2 separate regions of the Homo sapiens genome follow, and region 2 is linked to region 1. Evidence: chromatin loops called from intact Hi-C (ENCODE). Cell type or tissue: OCI-LY7. All regions are shown on one strand. Links, peaks and the distances in the headings refer to the core of each region. The heading gives the core; the rest is flanking DNA.

Region 1 (2,900 bases), core at 143-2,642:
CTCTCAGGGCCTCCATTTCCTTATCTATAAAATGGAGGTAATAATTGATGTTCACGCAAAGCTGTTACGAAGATTAAGCCCGTGCTGCAAGGTGGCGCCCTCAGAGCAGAGCCTGATGCATCCATGGTCCATGCCTCACAGGTGTGTGTTGCTGGAAGTGTTATCCCGAGGGGAGCTCCTAAGAGGCAAGGCATGGGCACGCCTGTGGGAGGGGAGGCGGGAGCCCAGGGAAGGGAGAGCCTGCAGCCTCGGGGGTGGGTGGTGCAGGCCTTCCAGGGGCCAGGGCAGCCTCCACGTGCAACGTCACATTTCATCTGTGCCTCAAAGTCCATATGGGGGAGATCCAGCTTGGGGACACCATGAGCAAGGGCTTGGTCAGCCCCAAATCAAGGCAGGTTCAGAGAATGGGAAGTGGCTCCACTCAGCTGAGGCCATGGCCAGTGGAGAGGGTGGCCCCAGCCCTGGCCCAGTGGGTCCTAGTTAGGGCTGTGATGATGATTTTGATATTTGAGAACATGTGGCAGGCCCAGCAAAGTGGTTTCAGGTCAGCTCTTCCATTCCAAGCCCATTCCCCTGCCCAACAGTCACTCCTTTACTTCACTGTTGCCATCCTTAAACAGGGCAGAGGCCGTGTGAGCCCATTAGGACACAGGTGTGAAATAACTCCCCAAGAGGCTGTGTGTAATCCCAGTACTTTGGGAGACCATGGCGGGAGGATCACTTGAGCCCAGGAGTTCAAGACCAACCTAAGCAACATAGTGAGATCTTGCCACTAAAAAGCATTTTAAAATCTAGCTGGGTGTGGTGGCACACACCTATATTTCCAGGAGGCTGAGGCGGGAGGATTGCTTGAGCCCAGGATGTCGAGGCTACAGTGGGCTATGATCATACCATTGTACTCCAGGCTAGGTGACAGAGCAAGACCCACCTCTTTTAAAAAAAAAAAAAAAAAAAGGCTGTGTGGACCCAAGTATGCATGCGTGTGCATGTATGTGTGTGTCTGCATGTGTGTGCACGTGCGTGTGTATGTGTCTGTGTGTAACAATCAGGGCCATCACGTTGTGGTCCAGCCAGCATGTCAAGTCTGTGTGTGGGGCGCCCTCTGCAGTTAAGCAGTGCACAACCCATGCAGCTGTACCTGGCAGCCCTGAGTGTGGACTGTGGGACCGTCTGCTAGGTAACCTCCCTGACGCCAGGCCCAGGCCCCGCCTCCCAGCCCCTCATGCCCTGCCTGCGGGAGCTACAAACCTGAGCTCACCACTCTACAGGCTCTTTTCCCTCTGGTGAGGCTGCTCCCTGGGTCTCTGGTCCTGGCATGCTCCTCCTGCAGATGCTGTGGGGACAGCAAGGTGTAGGGCGGTGTGACCTTGGCTCTGAGACTGGCTAGGCCCCTCCTCTGTTACCTGAGTCATGGAATTCTCCAGAAGTGGGCAGGGCTGAGCCCTGGAGCCAGGAGAGGTGAGGTCATGGGTTTTGTCTACCATGGGCCCTGCCATCAGGCAGGGAAGGGTGTGTCCCCTCCGTGGGGCGTGGCGGCTGAACCCAGGTTTCCCGGAGCTCCTGGCTTTGACCTAAGCCTGAGCGTCCCTCCCACAGGCCGGAGCTCTCTCGTTGGTGCTGCACCTCCATCCGGGGCTACATGTCCCCTCCACCTTTCTCACCCAACACTGGACGGCAGGGAAGCCCTGTGAGGGAAGAGGGGGTGAGTTAGGGCCCCTGGGGGCTGCGTGCTGCAGATGGAGGTGGGGGACCACACTAGCTGTGCGCTTTGCCTGGAGAGGTGGGGATGGGATGTCCTGGTGAAGGGCTAGAGGGGTAGCCAGGGCCCAGCTGTGGCAGTGGGGGCAGTGGCACTGGACTCCAGTGTGGTGACCATGCCGGCCCTGGAGGGGTCTGAGCCGGGGCATGGCTTGGCAAAGGTCATGGTGGAACTGGACAGCTGTGTGGGAGCGGAGGGGAGGCCAGGGTAGGCAGGGCCCTCACAGGCAATTGCAGCCAGGCCCTGACGACTGCAAGGGTTCCCATGCGGGATCCGGGACCCACACTGGACGAGCCCCCTGCCACTCTCCACACACTTCACCCAGTCTCAGTCACTCTCCCACCAGCTCCGAAACAGAGGGGAAACTGAGGCCTCAGGAGGTAGCTCTGGGCCCCAGCTCACACAGGGACTGCAGGGGCTTGGACCCAGCTTCCCCAGCTCCAGAGCCAGCGCCTCTTTCCCCTTGCCCGCCACGCGGCCGCCTCTGTCCGTGCTGGTGGGATTTGATTCCAGGTGATGGCCTCAGGCTGGGCGCCTGGGAGGATGTCAGTGGAGGGGGTGGTGCGTTTTGGGGCCGAGGGGAGGTGAGGAGGCTGTTTTCAGGCATGCCGAGTCTGTAGTGGGGATGACACATCCCTGTGGACATGCAGAAACCACCGGAGACATAGGTCTGGACTCGGGAGAGGCCATGACTGGGGCTTCCAATGTCAGCTCCCCAGAGGCAAGAAAGACAACTTCAGGCCACCTGAGCCTTCAGGGGATTCAGAGAGCAGAGGTGCCAGGATGGGGGAATGGGGGTAGGGTCTGGGTTGCCAGACTTCCACCCCAAACCACAGCAAGCCACCACCAGGGAGCCTGGTTTGGGGTCTGTGACGATCTATAGAAGGGGTGAGGGTGGAAGAGGCATGGGGCACAGGGTGAGGGGCAAAGGGCAGCCTCCCTGGGTGGAGAAGAAGGCCGGGGGTGGGGGAGTCTGCATATCCACCCAAGTCCCCTGTCCCTAGGGCTGGCCACGATTCCTCCTGCCCCAGAGCTGCTGGGGGATGCCGGGGCAGGAAGCTGGAGCGAGGGTTACAGCCAGGGCAGCCTGATGGCAAGAGAGACCATCCCCTCCTGCCTGACACCCCGCTCCTGTGTGGAG
Region 2 (2,900 bases), core at 294-2,793, 240 kb after region 1:
ACCAGGGACCTTTTCTACCAAAAGGGAATGCCTGTGGCTTTCCCCGGTGCATTTTCTGGGGGATTGAATGCTTGTTCTAAGTTAGCTTGTGACTGACCTGCTCACATCCTCCCCTGCACTCCTGCAGACCTGGGGCTCCCGCCTCCTGATTGATAAATGACATACCCTTTGAACAGCTAACATTTCTGAATGAATAGCTAAAATAAGGAAGTAACTACAATAGAATCGACCCCATTTTTCTACCTGGCTCCTTAGAAGATGGCTGAGAATGCCCTCCTGGCTCAGGCTCCCATGCTGTGCACAGACATTTTTTCTAGAATTCTGAGGCCCTGTGGGCTGTTTGCCTTCTACTTTAGGAACATCCTAACGGGTGGCTGCTAAAAAACCCCAAGAGGAATCCTCACAGAATGTTCCATAAAACATACTGCAATGACCACAGGGGCCCCAGGCGTGGGACCAACAAATTGGCGGTGTTGAAACAGTGACTCTACGGCTGCCCACTGCTGGTGACTCAAGGCATGCCTGTTTCCGGGTCCAGGCAGGTGTGGAAGGAGCTGACACCCCACACGGAAGCCCCTTTGCCTCTGTACAAGGCTACTGAGGCCAGATGAGGCTGCGGCCTGCTCTCTGTCCCACCGCCCCATGGCCTGCCCTTGACCCTGGCTGCAGTCCCTCTGTCCACCCCTACTGCATGGGAGAAGCCTGTTGACAGCCAGGGCTCTTCCCACAACCTCTTCCTGCTGTTTGAGAAAGAACATAAACAACACTAGACAAACCAATGCATTTTAAGAAAATGCAGCCTCAGCTGGTTGATACTCATTCGTTCCTAAGGGCAGCTGGGTCTCTGGGCAGGCACTGTTCCCAGGGAATCCAGGACCCATGCTCTGTCCTCCTTCTAAGCTACCTGAGACCTCGGTGGCCCTCCTGTGGCCTCCAAGAGCCCTGGTTGTCTTGGGTATAAAATGGGAATGAGTACTACACTGGCCCGTTTTGGAGGTCTGGAGGGGACCCTTGCTGTGGGTTCTAGTCCAACTCTCAGCCTGAGGTTTCTGGACTCAGGGCTGGGACCCCAAGGGGTCTGAAAATTGCACATAGGAGGGTGGCTTGGTGGCGGTCACCATCATATAGTTTAAATCTTCCCTGTGGGACAGCCCCCAGGATGCCAAGATGCTGGGAGGTGGCCGCAGGCAGGAAGGGCTGGCCTTGCACACTGGTGCCCCCTGCAGGCCGCCCTGCCCACCCAGCAGGTGCTGCCGCCAGCACACACAAGCCAAGCAGGCCCCAGACTCTGTAAATGGGGCCAGGCGGGTGGGAAGGAGCCGGCCAGACCCGCCGGGTGGGGAGAGTTGGGGATGGGTCCTGCTCTGCACTGGTCAACCCGCTAACCAATCAGTCAGCAACAGGCATTTTAGCAGGCACCCTCTGTTTGCCTAGCGCATCTGCTTTGGGATAACAAAGCTGGAAGGAATGTCTGAAATGACTTCTAACCTCTCCATGTTTTATGGGTGAGGAAGCCACCATCAGGGTAGAAGGCCTGGCCTGAGGTCGCCCAGCCAGGGAAAGGCAGGGCTGGGGCTCCCCACCGGATCTCCTGCAGCCCAGAGCACCTCCTCCCACGCCGAGCCTTTAAATCCTCAGCTTCTGGTTCCCTGTTTGGGATAAACAACTGCCAGATTGCAGACAGAGCAGCTCCCATCTTCTCTTCCCACCCGCAGTGGGTTCCAGCCTCTCCCTAGTCCTAGACCTCCTTGCAACCTTCACAGGCTCAAGGCACTTGAGGGGCTGTGCGAGGCAGACAGAGGTGCCACAGGCTCTGCTGGAGAGGGCCTGGTGCCTGGCTGGGGAGACCTGACCCACAGACCACACCCGACCCAGTGCCCTCGTTTCCCCTATGGGGATGCTGAGGCTCAGACGGTGACATTAGTTGAGGGGCTGGCTTCAGACTTTCTGCCTCCTGCTCCACCACTTGAGGGAGGGGAGGAAAAGGGGCTTCTGCAGAGGGGAGTGAGGTGAAAGCAGCAAGTGTTGCTGTGCAGACCCGCCCCATGGCAGCCTCCTGCACAACCCTGCTCTGGCTCCTGCAGAGCTCCTGGGGGTGGCATCATGCTCCCCCTCCCCCACAGCGAGCACTGCACCTCTGTGCCTGGTTGGGCGGTGGGCGCCCATCTCCATATAGCTCTGGAAGCAGCTGGTGCACAAAGAGGGGCTGGTTGGGGCACATGGGGGCATATGGAGGTGGGCATCCCTACCCTCTCCTACAAGGCAGTAACCTCACCAGGGAGGGGTGGCGGGTATCTTCTGGCCTCAGATGCCAGGCCCTTGGTGCCACACCACCTGCCTCAGCAAAACCCCAGGGTTCAGAGGCCCTGGAGCCTGGCCAGGGTCGCAGATTCAGCAGCCCACTCTGCCACCTGCAAAAGACGGCCCAAGGCTGGCAGGAAACTCACGCCTCTTGAGGTAGAAGTTTTAGTTTTGGATGAAAATATGGTCTTGGCCTGAAATGGCAAGAAGCAGGCGCCAGCAAAATGAACGGGCCAGTGTGGTTACAGTGACCTGGGGTCACGGCCCGGCTGGGCAGCCTCAGCCCTGGGCTTGCTGATTGACACCCTCCGCCAGGCTGGCGGTACCTCCTTCCCCAATCCTCCTCTGCAACCCCCAGTCCCTCAAAGGGTCCTGCCACTTACAGATCCTCTTGTTGTCTTCCTTCCACCCAGATCCTGCCTCTTCCTTCATGCTTCCTCCTCCAGGAAGCCTTCCTCAACCTACTCCACTTACAGGGCTTGCCCCTTCCTCTGATGTTCCTAAACTGCCCTCTGGCTGAGCTGGCCCTGCCCCCCTTTATGTGTCAGGCAGAGGCCAGTGCCTGTTTCACTGGGGTTTCACAGTACTGAGCTCAGGGA

Evidence for each region. A loop is a pair of places that touch in the nucleus more often than their neighbours do. Peaks named below come from ENCODE experiments on the same cell type or tissue, not always from the same donor. Only the 100,000 strongest peaks of a DNase experiment are listed, where the experiment ranks them.
Region 2: a loop joins it to region 1, with 4 times the contacts of the local background. A loop is called at or near these places in 4 of 110 quality-filtered maps.

What each region holds. Positions count from the first base shown.
Region 1 is chr18:49,020,206-49,023,105 of GRCh38, reverse strand. No RefSeq gene overlaps it. Among named protein-coding and RNA genes, the nearest start is that of DYM-AS1, 2.0 kb to the left of the region's middle. In OCI-LY7, for the core only: CTCF peaks have their summits at 200 and 1,087 (motif pointing left); a DNase peak (open chromatin) is centred at 1,105; H3K4me3 peaks cover 1,293 bases; H3K27ac peaks cover 927 bases.
Region 2 is chr18:48,775,574-48,778,473 of GRCh38, reverse strand. The region is part of intron 9 of CTIF (cap binding complex dependent translation initiation factor); the gene reads right to left. LOC107985147 (a long non-coding RNA gene) reads right to left here. Exons shown (of 2, transcript XR_001753444.2): 1 at 2,685-2,900; 2 at 1-1,649. Among named protein-coding and RNA genes, the nearest start is that of CTIF-AS1, 65 kb to the left of the region's middle. RefSeq lists enhancers at 1-176, 1,412-1,912, 1,913-2,413. In OCI-LY7, for the core only: CTCF peaks have their summits at 1,029 and 1,233 (motif pointing left); a DNase peak (open chromatin) is centred at 1,233.